Regions from separate parts of the Mus musculus genome. Here region 2 is linked to region 1. The links are chromatin loops, found by intact Hi-C in ENCODE. Cell type or tissue: heart. All regions are shown on one strand. Links, peaks and the distances in the headings refer to the core of each region. The heading gives the core; the rest is flanking DNA. Region 1 holds the start of Cdk10 (cyclin-dependent kinase 10). Region 2 overlaps Gm39270.

Region 1 (11,151 bases), core at 4,271-6,770:
AGCAAGACCCTGTCTCAAAAATTAAATAAATAGTTCAGGCATTGTGTATGAAGAACCCTAAGTCAGCTATTATGTCTGCATTTCCAGCATTCAGGAGGCTAAGACAAGAGAATCTTGAGTTCTAGACAGCCCACTACATGGTTAAGACTTTTGTCTCCACAACTAGACAGACAGACATAGATAAATGGATAGATGATAGATAGATAGATAACCCTAGTGGTTAGGTTATAACTCAATGGTAGAATACTTCCTAGCACATGCAAAGCCCTTAAGTTTCAACCCCAACGTAGCAAAAATAAAACAAAGAAAAAATACCAAAGAAAAAGGATGTATATGCTGCACCCCTCCCTCCCCGTCTCTCGGACAGGGTGGCCTACAGAGTGAGGGTTCAGGGATCTGCTTGCCCCTGCCTCCCGAGTGCTGAGATTAAAGATGGTGTCTCAGCACACCCAGCACATGTGTCCAAACCAGTCGTTCTCAACCTGTGTGTCCAAGACCCCTTTAGGCACCAAATGACCTGTTCTCAGGGGGCAGGTATCAGATATCCTGCATATCAGGCATTTACACTATGCTTCATAATGGCAAAATTACAGTTATGAAGTAAGAACAAACGTAATTTAATGGTTGGAGGTCACCACAACATGAGGAACTGTATTAAAGGGTCAGCATTAGGGGGTTGAGACTACTGCTGTAAAATGAAGAGACTTGAGTTGGCAAGATAACTCAGCAAGCTAAGCCACAGTTACTGCCCAGCCTGAGGACTCGAACTATATTCCAGTGACCCACATGTCAGAAGGAAAGGAGCAACTGTCACAAACTGTCCTCTGACTTCTACACCTGTACACACACACATACACGTAAAAAAATATTAAGGCAGCTGGGCGTGGTGGCGCATGCCTTTAATCCCAGCACTTGGAGGCAGAGGCAGGCGGATTTCTGAGTTTGAGGCCAGCCTGTTTTTATTTATTTATTTATTTATTATATGTAAGTACACTGTAGCTGTCTTCAGATGCACCAGAAGAGGGCATCAGATCTCATTACTGGTGGTTATGAGCCACCATGTGGTTGCTGGGATTTGAACTTCGGACCTTCGGAAGAGCAGTCAGGTGCTCTTACCTACTGAGCCATCTCACCAGCCCCCCAGCCTGGTCTACAGAGTGAGTTCCAGGACAACCGGGGCTACACAGAGAAACCCTGTCTTGAAAAACCAAAAACCTACACAGAGAAACCCTGTCTCAAAAAACCAAAAAAAAAAAAAAAAGCAAAACCAAAAAACCATTTGAATGAAGAAACTGAAAATTAGGGACTAGCAAGATGTCTCAAGAGGCAAAGGCACTTTCAAATAGGCCTGAATTGGAACCCCAGAGCCCACAATATAGCAGGAAAGAACAGATGTGCCTTGACACACACATAGCTGCATTAAGAGACAACACACACGCACACCACCCACAACTTTTTAAAAATCAAAATAAGGAACTAAGGGCTGGAAAGGATGGCTCAGTGGCTAAGAGCACTCAGCAGTTAAGAGTGCTCGCTGGCTGCTCTACGAGATAGATGAACTGGATTTGAATCTCAGCACCCACATGGTGGCTCACAAATACCGAGCTCCTGTGGGTCAGATGCCCTCTTCTGACCTCCACAGGTACCAGGCAACACATATGGGACACAGACATACAAGCAAAACATGCATGTACATGAAACTAAAAAAAAAAAAATTTTTTTAAAAGAAATTGAAATGTAAAAGAGCCAAGCATGGCACCTCTTACCCATAATCCCAGCACTGGAGAGGCTAAGGCATGAAAATTCTGGGCTCCAGGCCAGCCTCGGCAACAGAGTGAGGTCATCTCAAGGAAGAAAAATACCACAAAACAAACCACAAATGCATTAAACTAAAATGTATAAAATATTTTATAAGTTAACAAAATATTTTCTTAGCTTATACTCTTGTACTCTTGTTTTCTGAAACAGTATCAGAGTCTGGTATATCCCAGGCTAGCTTCAAATTTATTTAATTTTTTAAAGATTTATTTATTTTATGTGAGTATATTGTTGCTATCTTCAGATACACCAGAGAAGGGCATTAGATCCCACTATACAGGTTGTTGTGAACCACGGTGTGGTTGTCAGGAATTGAACTCAGGACCTTTGGAAGAGCAGTCAGTAACCACTGAGCCATCTCTCCAACCCCTAGCCTCAAATTTTTCTTTCTTTCTTTTTTTTTTTTTTTTTTTTGGTTTTTCAAGACAGGGTTTCTCTGTATAGCCCTGGCTGTCCTGGAACTCACTTTGTAGACCAGGCTGGCCTCGAACTCAGAAATCCGCCTGCCTCTGCCTCCCAAGTGCTAGGATTAAAGGCGTGCGCCACCACCGCCGGGCTCTGTTTTGTTTTTCTTGCTGGTGCTGAATCTGTTCCCTTTGCCGCGAGCTAAGAGCGGCTTTGTCTTGATTGTGGAAGATGGACGTTTCCACACACACTAAATGGATGGATGTTTTCTTCCCTCTAGACAAACCTGAGACAAAGCAAAGGTCAAGCAAGAAGAGAAGTGTCATCCCGCAGATCATCATCACCCGGGCCTCCAACGAGACGCTAATCAGCTACGGCATCCCCGACAACGATGAACAGAGAACCATTCGGGAGCATGCCGACTGGGGTCCTTACCACCGACACAGGAGCCCCAGCACAATAGCAGCCTATGATGTACACAACACAGAATAAATGAGAGCTCTCGGTAGCTGGGATCCTTTCCTGTGACAGAAGGGCCACCCCTCCCTGACCTGCAGCCGAATACCCATCTGTCTATGTCTTCAGGCTTTGACGTTCTGTCTCAGTGACAGTTTTCCCAAAGTCAGTTTCAGTTCAATGGGGAGAGGGGGGCTGGCTGACTCAGAGTAAATCCGGAGGTCCTGAAGGTCTGACTGGATTGGCAACAGCCAGCTATGCAGTGCTAGACAGCAGGTGGCCACTCACACTGTGACTCAGGTGGGCATTTAAAATCCTCTCTGCTCATCTGCATCTGAAGGTGGAAGAAATCGGAGGTCAGTAAACGCTCTGCCCCCAGTCTGGGAAAAGGCCAGTGTGAGACCTCACTGTTAAGTTCAAGAGCAGAGCAGACCCCGGCTGCTGGGATCCTAGCATGTTATGAGACTTGTTACTGATGCAAAAGAATGAAATGTGTCCTGGAGGTGAGGAGGGCATGGGGCACTTGGGACTCTGGCAGTAGCCTGTGAATGCTGTCTTGTTCTTTTGGACCTGTGGATGAAGGGTCTTTATAGCAAAGGACCACTAGGAATGCCAGACATGTTGGCCATGAGACAAAACTGCCATATTGGTTGGCCTCTGGGGGCTAAGCAGAGACAGTGGTATGGCCATCAGGATCACAAACATAACCTTCGCCTGTACTAGGGCTGGGGGGATCTGCTGCCTGTAACACATGCCAACAGATCCTAACAGATACATCATACCAGCTAGTATATAAAATACATACTACCCTATCTAGTATACACTTGCAGGCCTGACTGTATGCATGCATGTATACATACATGCACACACACATATTCATACACATGACTTAAATTAATTTTGTTGTGTTTTATAATGTGGTATAATGCAACAGGAAGGAGCCCCTCCCATGATAAGGAGTCCCATTGAACCATCACGCAATGCCACAGGCCTACTAAGTGGAGCAGGGAAGGGGCAGAGGCAAAGTGGGGAAGGGTAAAGAGAGAAAGAGAGGAAGAGAGAGAAGGGAAGAAGCCAGCCAGGAACATGTGGGGATAGAGAAAGAGAGAATGAAGAAGGAGGGAGAGAGCATAGGAGGTAAGAGAAAGCTGGGGTGTTAGCAATCCTCAAACAGGCCTGGCTCTCACATGATGGCAGATGATGACATAAGCTGTTGCTAGGTTGCTGTTGCTGTTGCTGGAGCCTAATGGAACTGTCTGCAAGCCACTAACTTTAAAATTGCTTTGTAGTCAGGCAGTGGTGAGACACGCCTTTAATCCGAGCACTCGGGAGGCAGAGGCAGGCAGATTTCTGAGTTCAAGACCAGCCTGGTCTACAAAGTGAGTTCCAGGACAGCCAGGGCTACACAGAGAAACCCTGTCTCAAAAAAACAAAAACAAAAACAAAAGCAAAAGCAAAAAAAAAAAAAAAACTTTGTGTATGTAGTGCTAAGGAGTGAGCCTAGGACTTGACCCAATGCTAGGCAGGCGCTCCACCACTGAGCTACAATCCCAGCTGGAGTTCTGAAACAGGGATAGGGTCTCACATCCAATCCAGTCTGGATTAGAACTCAGTATATAGCCCAGGCCAGCCTTGAACATGCAGCCTCAACCTCTTGACTGCTGCAATTACAGGTGACAGTGTGCCCAGAGGAAAGCTGAATTCCAAAGTTAAAAAGAAATGTAAGATAGCAAACAATCCATTAGAAATCTTACAGTATTATTATTTATGACTTTTTTTTCTTTTTGGTTTTTTTCGAGACAGGGTTTCTCTGTATAGCCCTAGCTGTCCTGGAACTCACTTTGTAGACCAGGCTGGCCTCCAACTCAGAAATCTGCCTGCCTCTGCCTCTCAAGTGCTGAGATTAAAGGCGTGCGCCACCACGCCCGGCATGATTTATTGACACACTACTGAAAGCCTTTTAAGATAGGCTATGCACCCCATTCTAGCTTTGAACTCAGAATCTTCTGGCCTCAGTCTCCAGAGTGCTATGATTACAGGCATATGGCACTGTGTCCAAACACCAACTAATCTGCTTGCATTAACCTAAGTATAGTGCCCACATGGACCTGCACTCTGGCCATTTAGAAGCAGGAACATTCATCTTCCTAATCTATATAAACCCTCCACAGATGATCAGAGCCAATTGGTGTTCTGAGTTCATTACTCAGTACAAGAGCTAAGTGCAAGTCTTGCAGCACTAGCTCACCGATTAAGGGTGCAGAGCTCCAGACAGAAGGGACCAGGTTCAAATCCCAGCAGCCGGGCACTCTTATTGCCTGGCAAAACAAACAAACAAACAAAAAAAGCTGAGTGAGTGCAACCTCCAAGAACCACTTGGACTAGAGTTGCTCTCCAGTGGTCAGTACATTAATTATCTTCATTTTCTCGTGTACGCTGCCCGGGCTGTACAAGGTTTCCTTCCGTCTTGTCCTGGGCTAGTGATGGGGACGAGGTTGGCCTCGGGAATGACTGGGTTCCCACACATCCAGCTTTCGGAGAATGTACCCAACCACTATCAGAAAGCATAGCTCTCAGCAGTGGTGGTCTGGAAGGGCAGAAAGCACGGCTGATCGCTGGAATTGGTCTCACTTAAATGGCAAACAGGGAAGAGACGCATTTTCCTCCAGTTGATCAAAACCAATCTGAGTCTTCTGCAGGCTGGCCTACAGATGGTACTTTGAGCAGCTTTGTAGAAGTGTGTCTGCATCTAACGCTAAAAGACAACAGAGCCTCTGCGCTCCGAGCGGATTCCGTCCCCAAGTCCAGAACAAACCGGAAGTACGTCATGCGCCTGCGCCGAGGGGCGTTACGCCTGCGCGCTGGAAGAGGGCGGCAGCGGCTTGGGCATGGCAGAGGTGGACCTGGAGTCGGATCAGATCCGATTGAAGTGTATCCGTAAGGAAGGTTTCTTCACCGTGCCTCCAGAACACAGGGTGCGACGGGGTGCCACTCGTGCGGCGCTGAGTGGCAGGGCCAGACTGAAGCGCACCGGGGCGTTCCGTGTCGCGTTCAAGTTTGAGGTTCCAGCGTCGGAGGGGGAACGGCAGTCCCCGAGTTTGCCGCGGCGTGGGCAGAAATCGGCAGCCCAGAGGCTGGGGCGGGGTGGGACCGAGGACGAGCGACCAAGGGCGAGAAGAGTGGGAGGTTCCCGGTGGCACCTGCAGCCGCGGGGGTCTCACCTGGCGTTACCCACAGTCTTGTCTCTTTTGTGTGATGTGAAGGTGAACCTTAAGGGGCTCCGATTTCTGCTCCAGTAGACGTTTGGTGGGAAGAGGTTTTGCCGCAGCCCACGTATTTTTAACTTCTTGTTTATGCTTTGCGAGGCCAAGGCACATTAACTAAGAGCCTCAGAGCACAAGGCACGAGACAACACTTAACAACTAGTTAACTCAGAGCACTGCACTGGAAGCCGAGGTTGCGAAAGCCGTTCTTAAAGGGGGAGAAAATGCACGTGTGCAGTGGTCCCTTAAGTCAAAAATGTCAGAGTCCTGCGTGGTGGTCCACACTGGTAATCCCAGTCAGGGAGTTGAGGCAGGATGGTCACTCCACTTTGGAGGGGAGCCTGGGCTACAGAGTGAGACCTGGACTCAGAAATAAGCCGAGATATAAAATAGTGGAGACTTTGGAGAAAAGGAGTATTCTGTAAGAAGTTTGTAGAAGAGTTGACATTTGTTTTGGACCAGGAAGTGTTGCCAAAATTTGGGCAGATCTGACAAGGAATGGTATACCACACTCAGGTGGCAGCACAAAATCCTGGTGAATGGAATTTCGAAGTGAACAGGGATCCTCGAGGAGAGGGAGGGAGGGAGGGAGCTCAGAGTGGATCGTGGGGGCCATCAGGTATCAGAGTAACAGAACCCAGGGCAGGGCAGTTAAGAGTCGGGAAGCCAGCAGGGGGCTGGTGGAATAGAATCCTAAGCTTGCTCTGGTCCTTCTGTACCCAAGGAATGCTTAGCTAATGCACTTAGAAAGGCACCTCACACATGAAAAGTTGGCACTCCCTGTTGAAGGCCGGATTCTCCTGCACAGAGGTGTTTGTGCCCATGGCTTGTGGCCATTTGGTACTAGACAGCAGACATTTGGAACACTGGGTTGGAGGGGATACTTAGGCCATCTTCAGTATGCTTCAGTATTTCAAAGTGATTCCAGTGGTATCTGTCCCCTTCACTCATCAGAAAATTCCAAATACATGGTTGCTTTTCTGTTTGGTAAGCAAGATGCAAGCACGTTTCTCAGTGCCAGGTATGGGTGAGACTTGTCACTTGTGTGGTTAGCTTCCAGATCCCCACACTGGCTGCCTCTCTCTTTCAGCTGGGAAGATGCCGAAGCGTTAAGGAGTTTGAGAAGCTGAACCGGATTGGCGAGGGCACCTATGGCATCGTGTGTGAGTGGTCATGAAAGAGCTCTGTGGGGACTGGAAGGCTCACACTCTATACTGGTGTGATGCTTAAACATAAGCCTCGGATTGCAAATGTCAGCAATCCATGTGTGTAGCTATGGAATGGAGATACCTGATCAGTAAAATGCACTACTTTCCAAAGCTCCCTGCAGCTCCAGAGCTGTGAGGCTTTTGATAAGTATTTGTAAGCCGTTATCATATAAAGTAAGTCTTTCCCCCTAGGTAGATCACCTTCCGTGGTGCTGTAATATTGCATAAGTGAACTCAGAGCAGTAGGCTGTGTGAGAGATTGCTTGGAGAGCTCCTCTCCACTTGAGTTGCTGATGGCCAGGTTTCCACTAACTCCCAACCCAGCTCAAATGAGAATTCCCAAGCTCACATCTTGGGAACGGAAGAAGGACCAAGTGTTGCTGGACATTATGTTGTCAGAGAAAAAGAAGAATTTCAGCAAACTCTTAAGAGAGTTTGATGGTTTGAGGTAGGCTCCATTGCATGTGTGCTCCTGTTTCAGATCGGGCCAGGGATACCCAGACAGATGAAATTGTCGCCCTGAAGAAGGTGCGGATGGACAAAGAGAAGGATGGTAAGCTGGGGGCAGGATGCAGGAGTACCCTGCCTGCTCGGGCATCCAAGCAGGGAGGCGCACAAGCACAGGTCATCTGAGGTTCCTCAGGACTGACGCTACGGAGGGCGTGTGCATTGCAGTTAGGGAGCTGGCCCAGCCTGTCACCACAGTCTGTCACCGCAGCCGGAACCTGAGCTCCCTGAGTCCTTCCAGACCTTCCTCACCTTGGCCAGCTGTAAAATTGTATATTCTCTCCAAACCCTTTTGCCCCTGTCCTCTAGGGAGGTCATTGTCACCCTCCAAATCTACATCTGTAATGAATTCAAGAGTAAGAACGGTGTTGGTGTCACCGTAATTGTCCCTGACGGGAGGACAGGATGTGTGGTGTCCCGGGTGGCACTCACTGAGCACCTTGGGTTACAGGCATCCCCATCAGCAGCCTGCGTGAGATCACACTGCTCTTGCGTCTCCGCCATCCAAACATTGTGGAGCTGAAGGAGGTGGTTGTGGGCAACCACCTGGAGAGGTGTGTGGTTTCCTGAGCCTGTCCCACACAATAGGGTCCGTCATCTCCCAGGGTTAGCATTCCTTCAGCGGGCAGACTCTTTACCTACTAGGAAGAAAATAGAAGATACCACACATTTTCTCTTTTCCCTCTAGCATCTTCCTGGTCATGGGTTACTGCGAACAAGATCTGGCCAGCCTATTGGAAAATATGCCAACACCCTTCTCGGAGGCCCAGGTGTGAGAGGGAGGCGCTGCACAGGTGCTCTCTGGTTGGTGGCTGGCTGTGTTGACTGTGACGGCCGGAAATGAGTGCCTCTTGCACGGCATCTGTGGCACAGGCCGGTCAGCCCCAGGTCTTCTCAGTCCATATGGCAGGCCCCTGGAAAGGAAAGGGGGATTGGAGAAATGGCTCAGAGGGGAAAGTGCACGTGTGCGTGCAAGTGTGGGGCGTGAGTTCGGATCCTAACACCCATATAAATGTTAGGAGGCTCTGGCAGCCTGCCTGTAATCGCAGGAGTAGTTCTAGGCCGGTTGGCTAGGTAGAGCAGATGAATTGGGTCAGCCCTGGGTTCAAATGAAAGATGCTGCCGCCATTTATAACACAGAAAGCAGTTGATGAAGACACTGATGTCAACCTCTTTATCTTTAGACGAATGCATGCAAACATGTACACCACATATATTTTCATATATATACAATAAGTCTGCTGCAGTACTGTCTTAGCTGTGCAGGACAGAGCGACAGCCACACTTTGGAGGCTGCCGGTGACCTGCAGGCAATATAACAAAGCTCTCCAACCTGTGCCTCTGGACCTCCTCTTAGGTTAAATGCATCATGCTACAGGTGCTTCGTGGCCTTCAGTACCTGCACAGGAACTTCATCATCCACAGGTGGGCAGGGGCATCCAGAAGGAAGGTGTGTTGGAGTGTCTGAGGGGTGGGAGGGAGCAGGAACAGCTGTGGTGTCCCCCAGTGTCTCATTCCAAATATATTCAAGAGAGGGCAAACCTCCAGTAGAAGTCTCTGACTGCTCTCAGGCAAGGCTCTTGCAGGCAACAAGTCTAATCAGCCCTCACCTCTCTGGGAAGTAGAAGGTGGGTGGATGGGAAGGCAGCAGCCAGAAGCTTCAGTAGAGAGCGCCCACCCAGAGTCTTATGCCAGGAGCTGCTGTCTCTAGAGATGCCTGTGAGGGCTGGGGCTGCTGTAGCAAGACATGGGTGAAGGAGACCTGGCCTCTATGCACCTTCTTGATTTTAGAAAACCCCAGTTAAATGCTTGTGGTGACAGCCTGGTTGCCCTTTGGGAACTTTCTCAGAAAACCATTGCTTTCTTTCTGACCCAGGGACCTGAAGGTGTCCAACTTGCTCATGACAGACAAGGGCTGTGTAAAGACAGGTGCGTGCTGGGTGCTGACCCTGCATATGTGCAGGTGGGTTTCTTTGAGCATGCCTTTTGGGGTGTGGATGTCCGTGTGCCTCTGGAAACCAGAGATGACTTGTCTGTTTCCTAGCCCCAGGCCGCCTTAGTCCAGTTCTCTTTCCAGACAGCAGCTTGTTTGTCCTCACTGAGTGACGGATCATCTTTTCTCCTCTCCCCCCTGTTGCAGCTGATTTTGGCCTGGCTCGGGCCTATGGTGTTCCAGTAAAGCCAATGACTCCCAAGGTTGTTACCCTCTGGTGAGTTCCGTAGAGTCACGGTGGCCTGCAGGGATTTGTGTGTCTTCTGTGCTTCAGAAGGGCCTTAAGGATCTGATAGAAGCTTTAAGGGGATGTACATGCTGCGGATGCCAGGGTCTAGGCCACCTGCTCAGAACAGAGCTAGGCTCAGTGGCCTCAAAACTGCTCTGCTCAGATGAAATGCCATCCTATGCTGGACAGCAGTTGTGCCTTTAATCCCAGCTCCCAGGAGGCAGAGGTAGGCAGATAGCTCTGAGTTGAGGCCAGGATGGCCAGGGCAGCATGAGAAACCCTGTCTTGAAAAAACAAAAACACCCAAAGAAAGAAATGGCCATTGCACACTGAAATAGCCATAAACAGCCTGGCTCTGTCTCAGGAAGCGAAGGTAGCTTTCTGCAAGGTTTTTTAGGGGGTAAGGGGAGATAAGGTTGGAGAGAGGGGTGGTATAGGGGTTTTGAGACAGAAGTTCTCTGTGTAGCCTGCTCTGAACTCATTCTGTAGACCAGGATGGCCTTGAACTCATAGAGATCTGCTTGCCTCTGCCTCCCAAGCTGAGATTAAAGGTGTACGCCACCACCGCCTGGCCACCTTGGTTGTTGTTGTTTTTTTTTTTTTTTAAAGATTTATTTATTTGCTTTATGTAAGTACACTGTCCCTGTCTTCAGACACACCAGAAGAGGGCATCAGATCCCATTACAGATGGTTGTGAGCCACCATGTGGTTGCTGGGAATAGAACTTATTACCTCTGGAAGAGCAGTCAGTGCTCTTAACAGCTGAGCCATCTCTCCAGTCCCCATCTTGGTTGTTTTTAAGGCAGAATGAGGCTGTGGTAAGGGCAGGACCTTGATGTCCCTCACATCCTCAAGGACCCTTCCATGGTCTCAGCTGCGTGCTCTCTGATCGCCATCTGAAAGCAAGCTGATGACCGCGGATCTGTGCTTGGATCCGTTGGTTCTTAAGAGATAGACACGGTGGCTCTCTCGGGCTTAGGGCAGAGGGTAGTCCAAGGGCCACTGGGGACCCTGAGCGAGCTCAGGCTGAAGGGGCAGAGCTGACCAGAGGTAAAATGGGGCCTTTGTCTGCAGGTACCGAGCCCCAGAGCTGCTGCTTGGAACTACCACCCAGACTACCAGCATTGACATGTGGTAGGCGTGGTTTCTGCTCCCAGGGCCTCAAGTCTTCTGGCCCTGGAGGTCAGCCCTGGTCAGGGGGAGCAGGATTGGTGTGGTAGAGAGCCTGACTGCAGCATCCAAGGAGGGGGAGCACGAGAACATGGCTGGGGT
Region 2 (11,151 bases), core at 5,471-7,970, 860 kb before region 1:
GGAGGGGGGAGGAAGGGAGGGAGAGAGAGAGAGAGAGAGAGAGAGAAAGAGAGAGAGAGAGAGAGAGAGAGAGAGAGAGAGAGAGAGAGAGCCCAAGCTTCAATCATTCCGTGGAAGGCGGCTTTACCTTCTGCTGACTGCAGTATTACACATGTGCGCGTGTGCACCTCACACAGCCTCACCAACTTCTCCCAGCTCCTCGGCTCCCCTCTCACCCTCCCTCTGCAGAGCAGGGAGTCCCAGGGCCAATCTGTACCAACATCAGCAGCCTAGGTCTCTCCAGCAGGGGGGCGGGGAGGGGAAGCATGGACACTGTCCTCTTGGGCTTGGGTGGGTGAGTGCTCCGGTTCATCTGGCTGGCAGGGAGTCCTGCTACAGAGCAGAGCAACTCTCTACCTGACAGAAAGGAGGAGGACAATGAGCCCAGAGAGGAACCTGAGGAGTGGGGCCAAATCCCCAGTGGCCAGCTAAGAAGGCAGCTCCAAGCCGAGCCCCTATGGATGACCTAGCCCCAGGGTCCATGAGAGACCAGACTAGGAAGGGGCTAGACTGGGCAGAGGGACAAGGGGGACTCCATCCATGTGACTCTGAGGAAGCCATTATCCTGACTGGATGAAGACTTCAAGTTCAATCTTTTGGGGGGTGGAAGGGCGAGTGGGCACCCACACTGTAGTAAGTAACCCAGACATCTAACCCATGCTCTGCAGAGAGGACCAACAAACTCATTGGGCCTTCCCAGTAAACTTTGGTGGAATTGTGCCTCAGTTTGACCTTGGGACCCTTGGAGGCGATGTTTACCTCTCGTCCTGGGAAGGAATTTTGGCAGCACAAGTGCGTGCTTTGGAAGGGCGATGATGTCACCCATAATTTGGAGACATGACACAAATTGTTGCATGGGGAGGGGCCAGGTTGTTTACAGAGAAAATCTTGACCTGTTGGTTTATCTGTACAGGGTTTGTGGGAGAGCGACAAGGGAATGGAGATTACTGAGATATCCAAGTCAGGTGAATACGTGATGGGCACGTCTGTGGCATACCTGCCTGATGGGTGGGATTCGCATAGCAAGCAGAGATGCTTTGAGAACAGATATTACACGCCCTGGGGGGACGCATCAAGGATGGAGGTATCAGCAAACAGCTGATAGCACAGGCAGCCTGGAGGGAGACAGGGAGAAGAGGCTGGCCTTTCTATATCAGCCTGAGACTTAGCAGTAGGACCAGATGAGAGAGAGTACATGGAGATGTTGGCCTGTTGCTTTTTATGTCTGGGGGGGGGGGGTCAAAAGGGAATAGCACCTGTATTCGACCAGAACCTATGGGGAAGGAACTTAAAAGTGGCAAGATACTCCTCTGGTCCAGCCTGTAACATAACGGCAAAACCGATATCCTGACATGCAGACCAGGGCCTTAACAAAGTCAGTGTGGAAGACTAAGTGACCAGAACACTGGGTAACAGAGCTGGTGGGACTAGGGAACATTTAGAATGAGCAATGCAGGAATCCTTTGCCACCTGACTTGTGAGGCTTGGGACATGGGGTCAGATGGCATTAACCTGAAGAATGCTGCCGAAGCGGAGAAGAAGCTGGGCAAGGCGGCTGCCCATCCCTTCCTTGAGTCAAAGGCTTCACAGTACAGAGCAGCGCAGCAGAGTGAGGGGTCAGTCCCTGGTGGAATGGCGCAGAGGAGCTGCTAGGGATACCTGGCTATCTATCCATAGTCGAGGTCTCCCTGAATATCAGGGACTAGAAAACAGAACGGGAGGCCATAAGAGAATTGGGCAGGTGGGAAGTGGTGTTAGGAGCCCAGTTCACGAGCCCATCAAGACTTTATTTATGGGAGACCTAAGAGACGGATTCAGCAAGGACAGCGAGACCAGTATGAAGCGCTGCAGCTATGCTGAGCCTCATAATAGGTGGGGACCTAGTCTTAGAGTTTTACCGCTGTGAACAGACACCATGACCAAGGCAACTCATATAAGGACAACATTTAATTGGGGCTGGCTTACAGGTTCAGAGGTTCAGTCCATTATCATCAAGGTGGGAGCATGGCAGCATCCAGGCAGGCATGGTGCAGGAGGAGCTGAGAGTTCAACACTTTGTTCTGAAGGCAAACAGGAGATGGCATCATCAGGCAGCTAAGAGGAAGCTCTCAAAGCCCATCTGCTCATTGATACACTTCCTCCAACAAGGCCACGCCTACTCCAACAAGGCCACACCTCCAAATAGTTCCACTCCCTGGGCCAAGTATATTCAAACCGCCACAGACCTATATGAACCAGGAGAGGCTTTGGCCCACCTAAATGACTCAATATACACCCTGGTTTTCAAGGTGCTAAAGCAGGTAGGAGCAAGAAAGAGGAGAGAGCCAAGCAGAAGGGCCTCTCTTGTGTCTCCTGAACACAGGTATAGCTGGATTTGTGTCACACAGGAATCCCTAGGGATAAAATTCATGAGCAACCAAACTCTGGGTTGGTTGACTAACGTGTGGAGAGCTTTAAGGCAGGCCAGCTACAACTCACCAGAGGAGTAAAAGTGACCAGGGAAAAAAATGACCAGGAGATGCAGTAGGTTTGCTTGTCCCCCACACTGATAAAGAATGTCCCTTGGAGGGCTGGAGAGATGGCTCAGTGGTTAAGAGCACTGACTGCTCTTCCGAAGGTCCTGAGTTCAAATCCCAGCAACTACATGGTGGCTCACAACCATCTGTAATGGGATCTGATGCCCTCTTCTGCTGTGTCTGAAGACAGCTACAGTGTATTAGATATAATAATAAATAAATCTTTAGAACAGAGCAGGCAGGGCCAACTGAAGCAAGCAGAGGTCCTGAATTCAAATTCCCAGCAACCACATGATGGCTTACAACCATCAGTACAGCTACAGTGTACTCATATATACATAAAATAAATAAATAAATCTTTTTAAAAAATGTCCCTTGGATGGGAGTCTTCCCAGCCACTCCTCGAAGGGATGGGCAAGGTTGAACTCACCTGTGAGGGCCACACAGGATAACAGGAGATGCCATATTGATGACTTATTGATCACTCATCAATAAATATGCAGGTTACACGGGCCCCAGTGGATACTGGAGCAGGATGCAGATCGATTCTGTTACCCACAAACGCACCAGGGTCATTAGATAGTGGCTGATGGGTATAGAGGATAAAACCTGCAGCCATGCTGAGCCTCAAAATAGGTGGGGACCTAATCTTAGGGTTTTACTGCTGTGAACAGACACCATGACCAAGGCAACTCTTATAAGGACAACATTGCATTGGGGCTGGCTTAGGGTTCCGGAGGTTCAGGCCATTTATCATCATGGTGGGAACATGGCAGCATCTAGGCAGGCATGGTGCTGGAGGATTTGAGAGTTCTACATCTTGTTCTGAAGGGCTGAAGACTGGCTTCCAGGCAGCTAGGATGAGGATCTTAAAGCCCATACCCTCAATGACACACTTCCTCCAATAAGACCACACCTACTCCAACAAGGCCACACCTCCAAATAGTGCCATTCCCTGGGTCGAGCATATACAAACCATGACATTCCACTCCCTGACCCCCAAAGACTGTTCAAACATATGAGTCTACGGGGGCCACACCTAGACATAGCATAATACAAAATATATTTAATCCAACTTCAAAAGTCCCCATAGTCTATTAGCAGTCTCAACAATGTTAAAAGTCCAAAGTTCAGCTAGGCAGAACTTTTTTGGTGGTGCACACCTTTAATCCCAGCACTTGGGAGGCAGAGGCAGGTGGATTTCTGTGTTCAAGGCCAGCCTGGTCTACAGAGTGAGTTTCAGGGCATCCAAGGCTACACAGAGAAACCCTGTCTTGAAAAAAAAAAATCTCTTCTGAGATTCATCCAATCACTTAACTGTAATTCCCAAGACAAGACAAGAAACCAGCTGGGCAAACTCCAAACTCTGCATCTCCATGGCTGATGTCAAAGCAGTCTTGAGATCTCCCAACTCCTTTTTCACCTTCAAACTTCTTTCTTCTGGGCTGGTTCTACTCCGTTAGCAGCTTTCCTCAGGTATCCCACGGCTCTGGCATCTCGAACATCTTGGAGTCTCCAAAGCAACTTCAATGTTACAGCTTCTTGTTCCAATGTCTGGGATCCACACATGATATTCTGGGCTTCTCCAAAGGGCTGGCAGTTCTCCTCCAGCTCTGCCCTCTGTAGCACTCTAAGCTCAGGTTGATCCACTCCACTGCTGCTGCTGTTCTTGGTGGTCATCTCATGGCACTGGTAACTCCAATACGCTGGGGTCTTCCTCAGCAACTAGGCTTCACCAGTAGCCTCTCATAGGCTTTCTTCATGATGCCAAGCCTCAACTTCTTTGCGTGACCTTCTCAATCCTGGGCCATCAGCTGCAACTGAGGCTGCATCTTCACCAATGGCCTTCCCTGGCCTCTCACAGTGCCAAGCCTCAGCTGTTCTCCATAATGTCTTCATTTCTTTAAAACCAGTACCACCTTGGTGACTCTTATACATTACCAAGTCCAGCTGCTGCACAAGGTACAATCTTGGCTATCTCTGCAACACGGCTTCTTTGTGCTCTCAGAAAAACACTTCCTAGAAGATTTCACTTCAGTGATGCTAGTCTCTTCTTAATCACCACTAATGTCTTAGCTCTTGCTAACCAGCACCATTGTCCCAGTAGTCCCCTCCTCTTCTTGACTCTAAAGCCAGAGCCACATGGCTGAAGCTGCTGAGTTCTGCTGCTTGCTGGGGCTGGAACATGGCCCCACCTCCAAATCGTGTCACTCTCTGGGCCAAGCATGTACAAACCATCACAATGATAGTGAACTTAACCTCAAACTGTAAGCCAGCCCCAATCAAACGTTTTCCTTTATAAGAATTGCCACAGTCACAGTGTCTCTTCACAACAATAGAAACCCCCACTAAGGCTCCAAGCAGGAGTGGGTCCTGTGGCAACACAAATGAACAGGAACACTATGTAAATTGTTGTGTTGGGTGGAGACGATGCCCCAGTTGAGGTACCTGCTGGGCATTTTTGTTTACATCCACAGGCTACTACCATTGTGGTACACGACTATCCTCCTAACCATATAATGGTTACCATCTTTGTGCCCACTTGCAAAACCCACCCAAGCTAGGCTTGTTGACTGTTTATATATCCTCATAGGAGGAAGGGGTGGCAGGGCCAGGGACCCCTTACCAGCCACTCCATGCAGGGAGGAGCTAGGGTATGTTAGCACAAAGATTGAGTATGTTCCATCTGTGCAGCTACGAGAAAGCCGCCATCTGTGCCAGATGTGCGTGGCCATTTGAAGAGAGCTAGCACTAACGCACCAGCAAATAACCTGTCACCTGTGCTTTCTACGGAAGCCCAAGAGATCCACTGGTCCTGCAGAATAAAGTTCAGTGTAATCGTAACTCAGTTTGTTGTTGAGAGCCGAGGAGGAGGCTGTAGCGCTGTTTACATCTCCATCTGAGAAGAAATTTAACAATACACGTGCAGGGAACCTATCTGTGGGGTTCACATCCTTCCATAAGAGTACCCCAAGTGCACAGGAAATGGCACTGTGCCTGAAAGCCTGGCAAGCCACTCTGCTACAGAGGCCATGGAGTCAGGCTAAGCTGCATTCACGCGTCCTGGCCTTATCACGTGGAGAAGAACCGCCTGCTGAGTCCATCAGCCTACAGTAAAGTGAGAGGCAGGGATGTGGTCTGGGAATCCTGGTTACACACAGCAGAAAACCGGCAGCTGACTGCAGAGTCTTGAACAGATTCTCTACCCATGAGTCACCTCTACCTCTGTTAACACGATCACCACCCAAATATAAATTTCTAAGCAAGCCAACGTGCTTTGCGTCTTTACGCCGACTTTATTTCCCTGTGTGCATCTGCCTTATGTAGCTGTCACCCTCACAATTATGGTGAGCACACCCTCACAGTTCACCTTCTGCATCTGACCTGGAGCTGACCGTACCTCTCACGAGGGTTCAGCACAGCATACTCCCAAACGCACGGGGAAGGTGTTCACAGTTCTCAGCCAGACAATAGCCAGCTATAATGCTCATAGCTGTGGGACAGATACTAGCTCTGTCTTGGGCCCATGGAGGAGGTCGAGAGTGGGGCTTCTTAAACTTTCTGCTCATGATCTCTTTGAAAGCCCAAGAGAATTTTACATGACCTAGGTTCATAAGGATATAAAATATGCACATAAGCTTGTACTGATAATCTCAAGCTTATTTTTATAAAATTACTTGGAGCTGAGGCGATGTTGCTAAGTTTAGCAGAGTGTTTGCCTAGTGCACACTTGAGGGTTTGAGTTCTGTCTCCAGCACTCAAGGCATGGTGGCGCATACCTGCAGGAAGATCAGAAGTTTAAGGTCATCTGTGGCGACACGGCAAGTTCAAGGGCAGCCTGTGTTGTGTTACATGTAACCCTGCATACATACACTTCTGAATAGAGGAAGGAGCTGACCCCACGTAGGCCCTTTGCCACAGTCACTGGCTCACCCAAACCAGGAGCTGAGGCTCTTCGATGCAGAAGGAAGAGGAAAAGAAAAAAAAGCCAGCAGAAGCCAGGGGTCTCGGGATCCTCTATCCAGCCTCCCTGGGTTAAGAACCTTGGCTGAGAGATGTTGAATAAGGTAGATGGGATCCCAGCTGGGCAGAGGACAGCCTAAAGTTGACAGGACTGGTAAAACCCTCCACGCCAGAGAGTGGGCCCCCTGCTGATCCAGCCGGACTCTTTCTCCTTGCCTCAGAAGTAGAGGTCCCTCGCATTCAGAGTGAGTCTGCTTTAAGCTGAGTTCACAGCTGGCCAGCCAGAACAGGGTCAGTTGCAAAGCAGAGCTCTACTCTGGCACGCCCTCTGGTGACCACATGAAGAATCAGTAAGGCGGTCCATTCTAAAATTCAGACAAAATCATTTGTCAGCTACTCTTGACATTACGGAGAGTGAAGGCTGAGCAAACATGTATGGCTATGTCCACGCATGCCTTGAGAATGTAGAGACTGTAGGCCTGGGAGCCTTGCAGGGAGGGCAGTGGAAAATGAGACCTGCACTTCCCAACGTTTCCTGTTTCCTCCGCTGGGGTATTCAGGTGGACAACAGGCAGACCTCGAAACCCAGGGCTTCTAGAGGTGTTCGGGTCAGAGCCTGGGCCTTGCAGCCACATTAAATAAACCTTTCTCTGCACTTCACTACCACTTGTCTGATGAACTGGCATGCTGAATCTGGGTGACTGAGCCTTGGTCGTTAGGGCTACAAGGCTCCGGCTTCTGACTCTGTGCCGCATGTCCCAAGAGGAGCGACACACACACACACACACACACACACACACACACACACACACGGCAACAGGTTGGGCAGTTTCAGCCAGGTGGAACTGTTTGGTGTACACTTTGTAAAAGTCAAATTGTACATTTTAGGGACTGGAGAGATGGCTCAGTGGGTAAGAGCACTGACTGTTCTTTCGCAGGTTCCGAGTTCAAAGAGTTCAAATCCCAGCAACCACATGGTAGCTCACAACCATCTATAATGAGATCGGGTGCCCTCTTCTGGTGTGTCTGAAGACAGCTACATATAATACACATAACAATAAATAAAGCTTTAAAAAGTTGTATGCTTTATATGACTTTTTATTGCTTGTACGTTGTCTCATTATAGTCCCCAGTTTAGAAAGCCAGCCCCTCCCCCGCACCTCTCCCTCTGCGTACCCCCCACCCCCAATCTCCCTCCTTCGTGCTCTCAAGAGGCAGCTATTTTCCATTCTTTCGTCTTTGCAGGCATTTCCCTAGCATTTATCCTGATGATATCTTTCCTATGCTGTTTCCAAGCCTTTCCCTCCTGTCTGCCCTGGAACTCCTCATCTTCCTGCTGCCTCCCAAGGTCTCGGTTTATAGGCGGGCACCACCACTGCAGTTCATACTGACAGCCCCCAGACACTTGCCTCTCTACACATCATTCACACCCCCGCTGGCAGTCTGTGTGACTCACTTGCTCCACACCTTTCTTGGTTTTGTTTTCTGGTTTTTGTTTGTTTGTTTTGTTTTTTGAGACAGGGTTTCTCTGTGCAGTTACTTGCTCTGTGGACTAGACCTGGTCTCGAACTCACAGAGAGGTAGGTACCTGCCTGCCTCTGCCTCCTGAGTGCTGGGATTAAAGTCGTGCAACACACACACACACACACACAGACTCATGGTTGGTTGGTTTTGCTTTTGTCAACTTGACACCAGCTTGACTTACCTGAGAAGAGGGACTTCGGTAACTCATCATTTGTTACTTGTCGGGTTCTTCTTTCTTCCACCCTTCTCCACCATTTTCCCACCCTTCCAACCCCCTCACACTATATAGAGAAGAAAGGGTTAGAAGGGGGGTGTCGTTAGCCTTAGATTACTTCCTGTTGATTAAGGACAAGTTCCTTGGGGGCAAGTTTGATCTTTGCTGTCAGGATATCTAATTTCTTCTTTCTTCTCTGCTGTGACTACTCAGCAAGCCTAGCATTTATAGACCCTCTGAAAAGTCCCCAGAATTCCAAACATCACACAATCACAGAAACTTGTAGTAAAAACCAATTTAAGCCCACCCTCCACTAGCTTAACCAATAAACGAGTCTTGGACTATGGTTCTTTTATTTGACTTTGACAGTTTGTGGGGGGTGACCCCTAATCTACTCTTCTAACTGCAGATCTGGCCACCTCCCCAGTGGTGTACCCCGCATACTTATTGTTTCTCCTGGCCATGTGCTCATGGGTTCATCCCCTTTCTCCTTCCTCCTTCTCCCCCTCTCCTCCCCCAACCAGGTCACCCCAAACCTACTTACCTCCAATCCCTCAGTAATTGGTCGTAGCCTATTTTATGTAACCAATAATTTTAAGTCTAGGAACAAGGTTTGCACAACCAAAGCTTGTAACCTTGACAAGTCACTCCTAGGCCTAGACTGTCAGGTACAGAATTTGCATACTGACCAAACCTCGACAGAAACTGTCTGCAGCTGGCAAAAGCCACGCCCCTGCTAGATTACCAGCCCGATCTTTGGCAGCCGCTGTGGACAGCCTGAAGCAGCCCGAGATCCCACACCTGGGATTAAATGGAAACTTATTCTTATATTTCTGTATCTTCTAAATATTTTATTTATTATTTTATGTAAGTCCACTGTAGCTATCTTTAGACACACCAGAAGAGGGCATCATATCTTACTACAGATGGTTGTGAGCCACCATGTGGTTGCTGGGATTTGAACTCAGAACTTCGGAAGAGCAGTCAGTGCTCTTACCCGCTGAGCCATCTCACCAGCCCTTCTGTATTTTTTTTTTTAAAAGAAAACAAAATTCCACAATTGTCACTACAAACTTCAACTGAGAAAATGCCTCCACTGGCTTGTCTGTAGACAAGGCCATGTGGTGTTTTCAATTAATGACTTGGATGGCAGGGCTCATATCAATGTGGCCGGTGCCACCCCTGAGCAGAGGTAGTCTTCAAGACTGCAAGGAGGCAGCCAATAACCAGCATTCCTCCCAGTGTGTTTCAGCCCTGACTTCCCTCCATGCAGGACTATAAACTGTGCTGTTGTTGTTGCTGTGTTTCTTTTGCTTTTCACGACAGGGTTTCTCTGTGTAGCCCTGGCCGTCCTGACTCACTCTGTAGACCAGACTGGTCTCAAACTCAGATCTGCTTGCCTCTGCCTCCTCGGTGCTAGCTACACCATCACCCATCCTGCCAGGCAACTAGACTATATATAAACTGTAAGCTGAAATCGACCCTTTCCTCCCCAGGTTGCTTTTGTGATGCTATTTTTGACACAGCAAAAACAATGATCCTCTGTGTTTCTTCTGCCATTTGACGTTTTCAATATAATTTATAGAGTTTCACCCCTGCTTCCAAATAGTATCTTTATATATTCCAGATTTATGTAATTTTTAACAATTGCAACATTGTTAGTGTGTAGTATTAGTTACAATATTGAAATATCTTCTGATAAATATTTGGGCCATTTCCACAACTTTTCCCTGTATTTTTAAAAAAGATTTATTTATTTATTTTATGTATGTGAGTATACTGTAGCTGTACAGATGGTTGTGAACCTTCATGTGGTTGTTGGGAATTGAGTTTTTAGGACCTCTGCTCACTACGGACAATTCTGCTCCCTCAGTCCCTGCTCGCTCCGGCCCAAAGATTTATTTATTATTATAGATAAGTACACTGTAGCTGACTTCAGACACACCAGAAGAGGGCGTCAGATCTCATTACAAGTGGTTGTGAGCCACCATGTGGTTGCTGGGATTTGACTCAGGACCTTCGGAAGAGCAGTCGGGTGCTCTTACCTGCTGAGCCATCTCGCCAGCCATATATATATATTTTTTGGTGTCTCCTCTTGTCCATGTCTCCTGGATCCCAAGGTCACCCACCAATCTCACATACTTGGAATATCAGAATCACCTGGGTCTGTTGAATGGAGACTGCAGGGATTTCTGGTGTAGAACACTCTGCCGGGGGCATGCCTTGATTGGCAGGGCTGAGTAGTACACACAGGTGGCACCTCTCCCCAGTACATCTGGAGGGTGGCTGAAAAGAATTCCATCCATGGTAAGACCCAGGCGTGAATAAATGTGAATCAGACAGAGGGGTTTCAGGTAGTTTGAGAGGCCCATGCGAAGAGCTGGTGTCTTTAGTTAGGGTTTTTTATTGCTGCAATGAAGCACCATGACCAAAGCTAGTTGGGTGAGGAAAGGGTTTATTTGGTTTACACTCCCACAGCACTGTTCTTCATCGTCATCGTCATTATCAGCACCATCGAAGGAAGTCGGGACAGGAACTCAAGCAGGGCAGAGGCTATGGAGGGGTGCTGCTCACTGGCTTGCTCCCTATGGCTCAGTCAGCCTGCTTTCTCAGAGGACCCAGAAACTCCAGCCCAGGGATAACACCATGCACTAATGACTGGGCTTTCCCCTCATCAATCACTAATTTACAAAATGCCCTATGGCTGGATCTTATGGGGGCAGCATTTTCTCAGTTGAGGTTCCTTCCTTTCAGGTGACTCTAGCTCATGTCAAGTTGACGAAAGAAAGAAAGAAAGAAAGAAAGAAAGAAAGAAAGAGAGAGAGAGAGAGAGAGAGAGAGAGAGAGAGAGAGAGAAGAAAAGAAAATCCCATCCAGCACACCTGGGGACAGGAA

The links. Peaks named below come from ENCODE experiments on the same cell type or tissue, not always from the same donor. Only the 100,000 strongest peaks of a DNase experiment are listed, where the experiment ranks them.
Region 2: a loop joins it to region 1, with 3 times the contacts of the local background. A loop is called at or near these places in 2 of 42 quality-filtered maps.

Annotation. Positions count from the first base shown.
Region 1 is chr8:123,219,315-123,230,465 of GRCm38, forward strand. It overlaps Cdk10 (cyclin-dependent kinase 10), which reads left to right and starts at 5,527. Exons shown (of 13, transcript NM_194446.2): 1 at 5,527-5,654; 2 at 7,033-7,105; 3 at 7,632-7,703; 4 at 8,109-8,211; 5 at 8,346-8,427; 6 at 9,015-9,082; 7 at 9,534-9,586; 8 at 9,798-9,867; 9 at 10,954-11,013. The coding sequence starts at 5,568. It overlaps Spata33 (spermatogenesis associated 33), which reads left to right. Exons shown (of 3, transcript NM_177279.4): 3 at 2,504-2,731. The coding sequence ends at 2,715. In heart, for the core only: no CTCF peak of the experiment used is centred there; a DNase peak (open chromatin) is centred at 5,517; H3K4me3 peaks cover 1,988 bases; H3K27ac peaks cover 1,513 bases.
Region 2 is chr8:122,362,999-122,374,149 of GRCm38, forward strand. Gm39270 reads right to left here. Exons shown (of 2, transcript XM_030243895.1): 2 at 10,293-10,542. It also overlaps a transcript of Trhr2 not described here. Among named protein-coding and RNA genes, the nearest start is that of Trhr2, 5.7 kb to the left of the region's middle. In heart, for the core only: a CTCF peak has its summit at 6,867 (motif pointing left); a DNase peak (open chromatin) is centred at 6,783; H3K27ac peaks cover 444 bases.